2 separate regions of the Homo sapiens genome follow, and region 2 is linked to region 1. Evidence: chromatin loops called from intact Hi-C (ENCODE). Cell type or tissue: Calu3. All regions are shown on one strand.

Region 1 (4,000 bases):
ACAAGAAAGCAAAACAGCCTTATTGCTGCTATAGAGAAACTTCTGGTGGTCTGTATAGAAGATGAAATCAACCACAACATTCTTTTAAGCCAACACCTAATACAGAGCAAGGCCCTAACTGTCTTAAATTATATGAAGGCTGACAGAGATGAGGAAGTTGCAGAAGAAATGTTGGAAGCTAGCACAGGTTGGCTCATGAGGTTTAAGGAAAGAAACCATCTCCATAACATAAAAGTTTAAGGTGAAGCAGTAAGTGCTGATGTAGAAGCTGTAGCAAGATATGCAGAAGATCTAGCTAAGATGCTTGATAAATGTGGCTACACTCAACAACAGACTTTCACTGTAGATGAAACAACTTTTTATTGGAAGAAGGCACCATCTAGGTCTCTCATAGCTAGAGAATAGAAGTCAAGGCCTGGCTTCAAAGTTTCAAAGGACAGGCTGTCCCTCTCATTATGGACTAACATAACTGGTGACTTTAAGTTAAAGCCAATGCTCATTTATCATTTTAAAAATCCTATTGCCTGTGCAGAGTAGATTGGAACAATGAAGGCTGAAGGACAGCACATCTGCTTACAGGTTAGTTTACTGAATATTTTAAGCCCACTGTTGAGAACTACTGCTCAGAAAAGAAGATTCCTTTCAAAATATTACTGCTCATTGACACTTAACCTCGTCACCCAAGGGCTGTGATGGAGATATGCAAGATTAATGTTGTTTTCTTGCCTGCTAACACAACACCCATTCTGATTTCTATTTCAAATCAAAAAGTAATTTTGGCTTTCAAGTCTCATTATTTAAAAATACATTTTGTTGAGGCTCTAGCTGCCTCAGATGGTGATTCCTCTGATGGATATGGGCAAAGTAAATTGAAAACCTATTGGAAAGGATTCATCATTCTAGATGCCATTAAGAACATGCATGATTCATGGGAGGAGGTCAAGATAGCAATATTAATAGGAGTTTGGAAGAAGTTGATTCCAATCCTCACGGATGACTTTGAGGGGTTCAAGATTTCAGTGGAGGAAGTAACTGCAGATGTGGTGGAAGCAGCAAGAGAAGTAGAATTTGAAGTGAAGCCTGAAGATATGACCGAATTGCTGCAATCTTGTAAGATTTTAGTGGATGAGGAGTTGCTTCTCATGGATGAGCGAAGAAAGTGGTTTCTTGAGGTGAAATGTACTCTCAGTGCAGATGCTATAAACAAAGTTGAAACGACAACAAAAGATTTAGAATATCCAATAAGCTTAGGTGATAAAGCAGCAGCAGGATTTGAGAGGATGGACCTAAATTTTAAAAGAAGTTCTATTGTGGGTAAAATGCTGTCAAACAGCATCACATGATATAGAGAAATCTTTCATGAAAGGAACATTCAAATTGATATGGCCAACTTCACTGTGGTCTTATTTTAAGAAATTGCCACAGCCACTCCAACTTTCAGCAACCACCACCCTGATCAGTCAGCAGTCGTCAACACTAAGGCAAGACCCTCCACCAGCAAAGAGATTATAACTCGTTAAAGGCTCAGATGATTGTTAGCACTTTTTAGCAATAAAGATTTTGTAAATTAAGGTCCATAAATTGCTTTTTAGACATAATACTATTAAACACTTAATAGACTATGGTATAGTGTAAACATAACTTTTATACGCACTGGGAAACAAAAAAAATTGTGCGATTTCCTTTATTGCAATGCTCACTTCCTTGCAGTAATCTGGAACCAAACTTGCAATATATCTGAGGTATTCCTGTGTTTGGAAAGATCTAGCCAAATAAAAAATAACCTTTTATAGCCTAAATGGCTGAGAGCACTGATAAAATAATGGAGAAGACAGGAACAGTTGTGGAAGAGATCTAGCCTTCTAACACTTAGTTTCCTGAAATAAAGGAAGTGTTAGCCTTCTCCCTTGCCATCCTTCACCAAACAGAACACACATACACACACACACACACACACACACAGACACACACACAGACACACACACAGATTCTTGAAAGTTTGGAAGCACTGATGCTTGCAAATAGGCCCATTAAAAGAAGATAAATCAACTGGAAATGCATAAAAAGTCTCATTTATCATAAGACGTGTTGGACAGGGTTTTGAGTTTTACATACATTTATTCTAGAAATCTGTTTATCTGTGCAACGTTTCTGAACAAAATGCTTTGTGACGAACCATCCTCTCCACTTGAATCTATATGGAAAGCAATTAAGTTCAAACCCCGAAGACAAAACATGATAAACACAGCAGGCATGCTATTGATTTGGAATTTCACAACTGCCCTTCTTCCTTTTGGATATCATCTCCTTATACCCCAAAAGGCCTCCTATACCTCCTACACTTATGAAATGTGTTTCTTACGTCTTCAGCCAAGGCAACTTCCCTGACTACTCCCTGAGGACTACAAACAATGAGTTACTTCAACATGTCTGGAGATGATTAACCTGAAAGTGGTTAAAAGTGCCACCCCTGGAGTGAATGACTTTCCTCAGCCCAGCCAGGATATGACTCCAATGCCAAAAATTTGCACATGTCCCATTTCCCCACCTGCACTTGTCCATAACGGAAGAGGGATGTGTATTTGAGCGAGGGGAGGTACAGAAAAAATTAGAAAGCCACTCAACTTATCCATATTACACTTTCAAATCCCTTCAGTGCAAGGGACCTATCTCATGAATTTTTTCATTTTCCATCTCTAGCAATTAGTGGGCAACTACAAGGTTTGAGAAAGAGAAAAACTTCATCTGTGCACAGGGCCTGGCTCAGTAGTTTCTTAATAAATATTCAATGAACAGCTATTGAATGACTAAATCTGTACATACAAAGCAGAGGATTCCAGCCCAGCTGATAGACTATTCCAGCCATATTCATAATCTGGGGTGAAAGCAACACATCTGTTCCATCATGAAGAGTGTTATTGATTAGCATGGTCAGATTGGTGTCCACTGTCTGACATCTGCAGACACAGGCTGGGTGGCATGTGGGCAACACCCCCTTCTCCCCCATAGATAGATAGTTTTAGCTCTTCAGTGAATATAATTGTCAGTGTGACAGACTCTAGTAGGAGTTTGCCTAGTCTGCACTTTATTCCATGTTGGGTAGGTCCTCCTAGAACCCCTCCTCCAAAGAAGAGAAATAAGAATCTAAGATCAGGAATTCTCTTAGAAACACTACAATAATCTCTCCTCAGCATTTCTGCACAAATGCCCAGGGGTACACCCAGCAACCTCACCCCCTGAGGGCCTGCCAACAGCTTGTGCTACAAACTCCTGCAAATAGGATTTATTAGAACAGAATCAAGTGACAGACTCAGAACGAAGGCAGCACAGATGAAGAAGACCCTGAGGTTCTATGCAGATGTTGACTTTTATCAAGGTCAACACTGAGATTTATTGACCCAAGAGGTAAATATTGATGGAGGCTCAGGAGGTCAATATTTGCCCCAAGGTGAATAAATCTTCCCAATGACCCTCAAACAGAAGTCTGTATAGAGTAGACTCAGTTCGAAAATGAATTAGCTGTGACATAGATTAAGATACTATTTCATTAGATTGTCTAGGGCATTGGAAAGCAATATTAATACTAAGCACTTCATGTTCAAAGTACTTTCCAAACATTCATTAAAGTGCACCTCCCTCTAGCAGATGCATAAAAGTGTTGTACTCCCAACTCAACAGATGGGATATTAGAGCCAAGAAAAAGTTAAGTAATTTTACCTAGGCCACAGAAAAAGCGGCTCAAGAACAGAGAGATAAAATGGAGATAAGTGTGAGTTAGGAGCTCTGGGGATGAGCAAAGGTCTACAGAACAGTGTCTTAATTAACATTCCTGGTCAAATTAATAAGTCCACTTGGTTTGATTACTTTCATTTAGTTAATTTATATCCCATTGTTCACAAATCTACTTAGGCTGTTCAATTGTATTGCTTATTTACAGAGATGCTTTTCGGCATTTACCCATGATAAACTCTACCTTTGGACATCGGTACTCAACTCTTAA
Region 2 (4,000 bases), 91 kb before region 1:
AGCCAGGCTGGATTCCAATGCTGTGGCTGGCTGGAGGTCCCATCCAGTCAAGTGGCTCGCCACTTAGGTCTGAACCAAAGAGCTAAACAGGAGCTGGAGAGCTCTCCCTGAAGCTTCCATCCCTGGCCTTTAGAGACCGAAGTCTCCTGAAAGGCAGGTCCTTGCAAGAGGTAAAAGGCTCAGTAGAATGCAGCTTCCTGGCCCGGCTCCCATAGTGGCCCCTCCTGGCTCCACCATACCCTCACCATGCCAGGCTTGGCAGGCCCCAAACTGGACAGACAGAAGCTCCCTCCAACCTCGTTTCCAATTCCACTCATGGCCGCCATCTATTTGCACAGCTCATCTGGGAAGGCAGCAGTGATAATGTGAGCAGGAGTCCAAGAGGTCACGAGGCATACCCAGCTCCTGCCATTACAGAGGAGGACAGCTACCCAGAGCACACTGCCCCTCCCCACTTCCAGTGTAGTTCCTGCACTGCCCCTCCCCACTTCCAGTGTAGATCTGGGCCCCTGTACATGTGGCAAGACCTGGAAGTGGGTTCCCTGCACAGAAATTTTCTGCCTACCTTACAGAAAGACTGGACCAAAACTGTTCTACATGGCCACAACAGGCTTGGATCTCATTGCTCCAGAGAAGCAGGTCTGCCCATGCCCTGGAAGCTGGCTCAGTTTGGGCTCTGGAGCCAGGAGCAGACATCAAGAGCATCCACGGAGCCTCTTTTGATGAAAGGAGCAGATGATGCGAAATACAGTCCAAATGGACTCTTCGGAATCAGTTCATCCCTCAAACAGCGGTGTACTGCCACTCAAAGCATGCCGAGGACACTGCCGTCTGCTCTGACACCTGAGTTTGAGTTGTGTGTCCTTTGGAAGGAAGAATAAGCAAAAATAAGTGACTCCCCCTCACCGCTCATAAAGAACTTCTAAGTCTGAGTGGGGAGGGACATGCAGGACCACCTTTGAGAGAAAATCAAGAAGGAGGCCCTCAGCACAAATGGCAGGCATGCTGGGTTGTTTAGGTCCTGTTTCATGCTACATTATGCTGTGTGACTTTGGGTAAGTCACTTACCCTCTCTGAATCTTCAAAGGCTTCATATTTGCACAAAACTCTTCCACACTTCACAGAGTTTGAAAAACCACAAGAAAGAAAGGAAGAAAAACTTTTATCCAAGAGCAGGTATGAGGCTTCTGAATAAAGCTGAAAGTAGTCATTCTCCTGGACTCTTTCAGGAGAGCTGAGTTACCTTGTAGATCTACTATGAGAAAACCTGGATTATTGAGGGGCAAAGGGGCTTTTTGGTCATTTGCAGTAGCCTCTCCCTTGAAGAAGCAGGAATCACCCTTGTGGCATTTGTTTGAGCATCTTCATGATAATGGGCAGAAAGGAGCTTGTCTTTCTTGGGTCAGGAGCAGGGAGGTGAGGAGTGATCAGAGGAGACCTGAGTCTGGCACTGAAACCAGCTATACTTTCATCCAACACATTTCATCAGGTCCTGAACACTGAAGACACCAGTGAACAAAGAAACCCCCAGTGCCTGTCTTCATGGGGCTTACATCTGTAGGACACCCTGCCATCAGAGAGTGGAAGAGGAGGTGTGACTGGAGTGACTCAGGATATCCTCCTGTTTCACCACAGTTCCCTGGACTTTGTACTTAATGCAGACAGTGGCTATGAGGTAGGAAATCAGCAGAGCTTGTTTTCCCAGCAGTGGTCACAACCTGGGTTGTCACCTTGCTGATTGGAGCAGGATCTGGTAGAAACAAGGTGCAGTGAACAAGCTGGCCAAAACCAGCAGACAGTGATGAAAGTGACCTCTAGTTGTCCTTACTGCTCATTAACATAAAAAGATACTTCTAGTAGTGTCATGACACTTTACAAATGCCACATCAATATGCCATGGCAATGACCTGAAAATTACCTTGTATGGTTCCAGAAACTCCCTGCCCCTTTTCTAGAAAGATCTAAGTAACCACCTCTTAATTTGCATGTAAATAAAGGGGGTATAAACACAGTTGTCAGCAGCCCATATGCTGCTATTCTGGGCATGGGCACGGGGCTTATGGGGTAGCCCTGCTCAGCAAGGAGCGGCTCCCCTGCTGCTGCTGTATGCTGCCACTTCAATAAAGTTGCAAACTGATTTCTTTCACCATCATCTCCCCATTGGATTATTTCCTGGGTGAAGCCAAGAACCCTCCCGGACTAAGCCCCAATTTGGGGGCTCACTTCACCTGCATCATTTACATCAAACAGCCCCTCTAAGGGACCTTAGGCCTTGTTATCTTTGAAAAAATGCTCCAGAGTGTCTATCTTTTCTTTCTCTGTCTCCCTCCTATCCCACCCCATCCTGGGCTTGTTTTCATCTTTGTCAGTGTGGGTACTTTCCTGCTCTGTGCTGCCAGAATGGTGCTGAATATGAATGAGAAAGTAAATTAGATACTGATCAGCTCTCCATTTCCATAGTGTGTTGAATAATACCCCATGACAACTGGGGTTTGAAAGGTAGCCCAGCTCTGGGAGCAGGCCTCCTGGGCATCTAAGTGACGGCCACTGTTCACCAGCTGTGCCGAGTTACTACACAGCCTGGAGGTCAAGTCCTTCTCCCATAATCACTTGGATGGAAAATTAAAGCAGCCTGCTCCCTCAATGGTTATACATTCTGGCACAGAAATTAACAAATTCCCCCAGAATCCATAACAGATACATCTTTGTTCAGCCAAAGAACTTTGATATAAATTGTAGCTTTTTAGGACGGCTCTGTCAAAAGTGTAATATATCATGGAATAGTGAATACAAGTTCAAAAGTACATATAATAATATAATTAAGATAGCTTGACAAGAATGTATTTTAAAAGTATAAAATACCTGCAGGTATAATAGCTTCATAAAGTCTGTCAGATTTACTTCTGCTGTGAAGAAATTTAAAATGTTTTACTTTAATGTGATGCAAATGAAGGCTGAGGTATGCATATAACACAGTCCTTAAAAAATAGGTAGAGGGAAAAGAATAAAAGTCAGATTCAGGCCAAACAAGACATTCAACTTTGCGGGTGACTGGATAATAGATCAAGCAAACAGATTGGGGAGCGATGCCGGGCTGTTTGTAGAAAACACCAATTTCACATTTCCCTCCTTTGCTGGCTGCAGGAAAGTATGTGTTTTTATTCAAAATTAATGATTCCCTTTGTGCATTTTTCTTTTTGCTCACAAGAGTCAAGCATAATTCTTGTTTAAAGCAAAAGCAATTTTTATATAATTACTAGCTCATGAAAAATTATTTTTCAATGTATTAAAAGCTGAGGAGAAGAGTGGGCGAGTCATACCCTGCACACACATGTCCGGAACACCTCAGGTCCACAAAGAAGAGCTGCCTCCAGGTGAACAGGAGTCCAGGCATCTGTCCAGCCTCATCCATACACTGAGCAACAGTATCCCTCACTTGGCTGACTGGGTGCTTGGACAAAAATGCTTTTTCAGGCAAAGAAGCAGTAACTGCCTACCTCGTGTACAAGAACACCAACGTATGGAATTACAAGATTAATGCAATCAGCAGGGCCACATATTGGGGCACCCAGACCACCTTCCACTTCTAACTCTCCTGCTAAAAACTTTTTTTTCCAAGAATTCTATCTCCCCAGCCTGGTGGTTTGCACCGTCAAGACAAACCCAGTAATGTCCACATCTTTGCACCTCCCCTTCCTGTGCAGATCTGATGTACTAAGGTGATGCAAAGGCACCTATCCCCAACCGTTACTTAAATGAAACCTTCTGGCCTGATAGCATTTGCCAAGCCTTCATTGCTTTCTCATTTTCTCCTTCCCCATTGGCATTAGATCGAAAGGTCTCTGAGTTAGCTAGCTACCTGGTCTCAGGAACTCTCCTAAACTTCCCCAGCCTTGGTCATGGTTTACAGTAGAGTCAAAAGTCCCTTCCCTTGAGACATGGCAGAAAATTCTGATATTTCAGCTCTCCAACCATGCTTATGAGGGTAGGTGCTTGCCAA

The links. A loop is a pair of places that touch in the nucleus more often than their neighbours do. Peaks named below come from ENCODE experiments on the same cell type or tissue, not always from the same donor. Only the 100,000 strongest peaks of a DNase experiment are listed, where the experiment ranks them.
Region 2: it touches region 1 in a loop (3-fold over the local background); 1 of 110 quality-filtered maps calls a loop at or near these places.

The regions. Positions count from the first base shown.
Region 1 is chr11:126,961,374-126,965,373 of GRCh38, forward strand. The region is part of intron 1 of KIRREL3 (kirre like nephrin family adhesion molecule 3); the gene reads right to left. Among named protein-coding and RNA genes, the nearest start is that of KIRREL3-AS2, 23 kb to the left of the region's middle. In Calu3, no CTCF peak of the experiment used is centred here; a DNase peak (open chromatin) is centred at 2,458.
Region 2 is chr11:126,870,342-126,874,341 of GRCh38, forward strand. All of the region lies in intron 1 of KIRREL3 (kirre like nephrin family adhesion molecule 3), which reads right to left. It overlaps LOC105369559 (a long non-coding RNA gene), which reads right to left. Exons shown (of 5, transcript XR_948149.3): 5 at 1-4,000. Among named protein-coding and RNA genes, the nearest start is that of KIRREL3-AS2, 68 kb to the right of the region's middle. In Calu3, no CTCF peak of the experiment used is centred here; no DNase peak of the experiment used is centred here.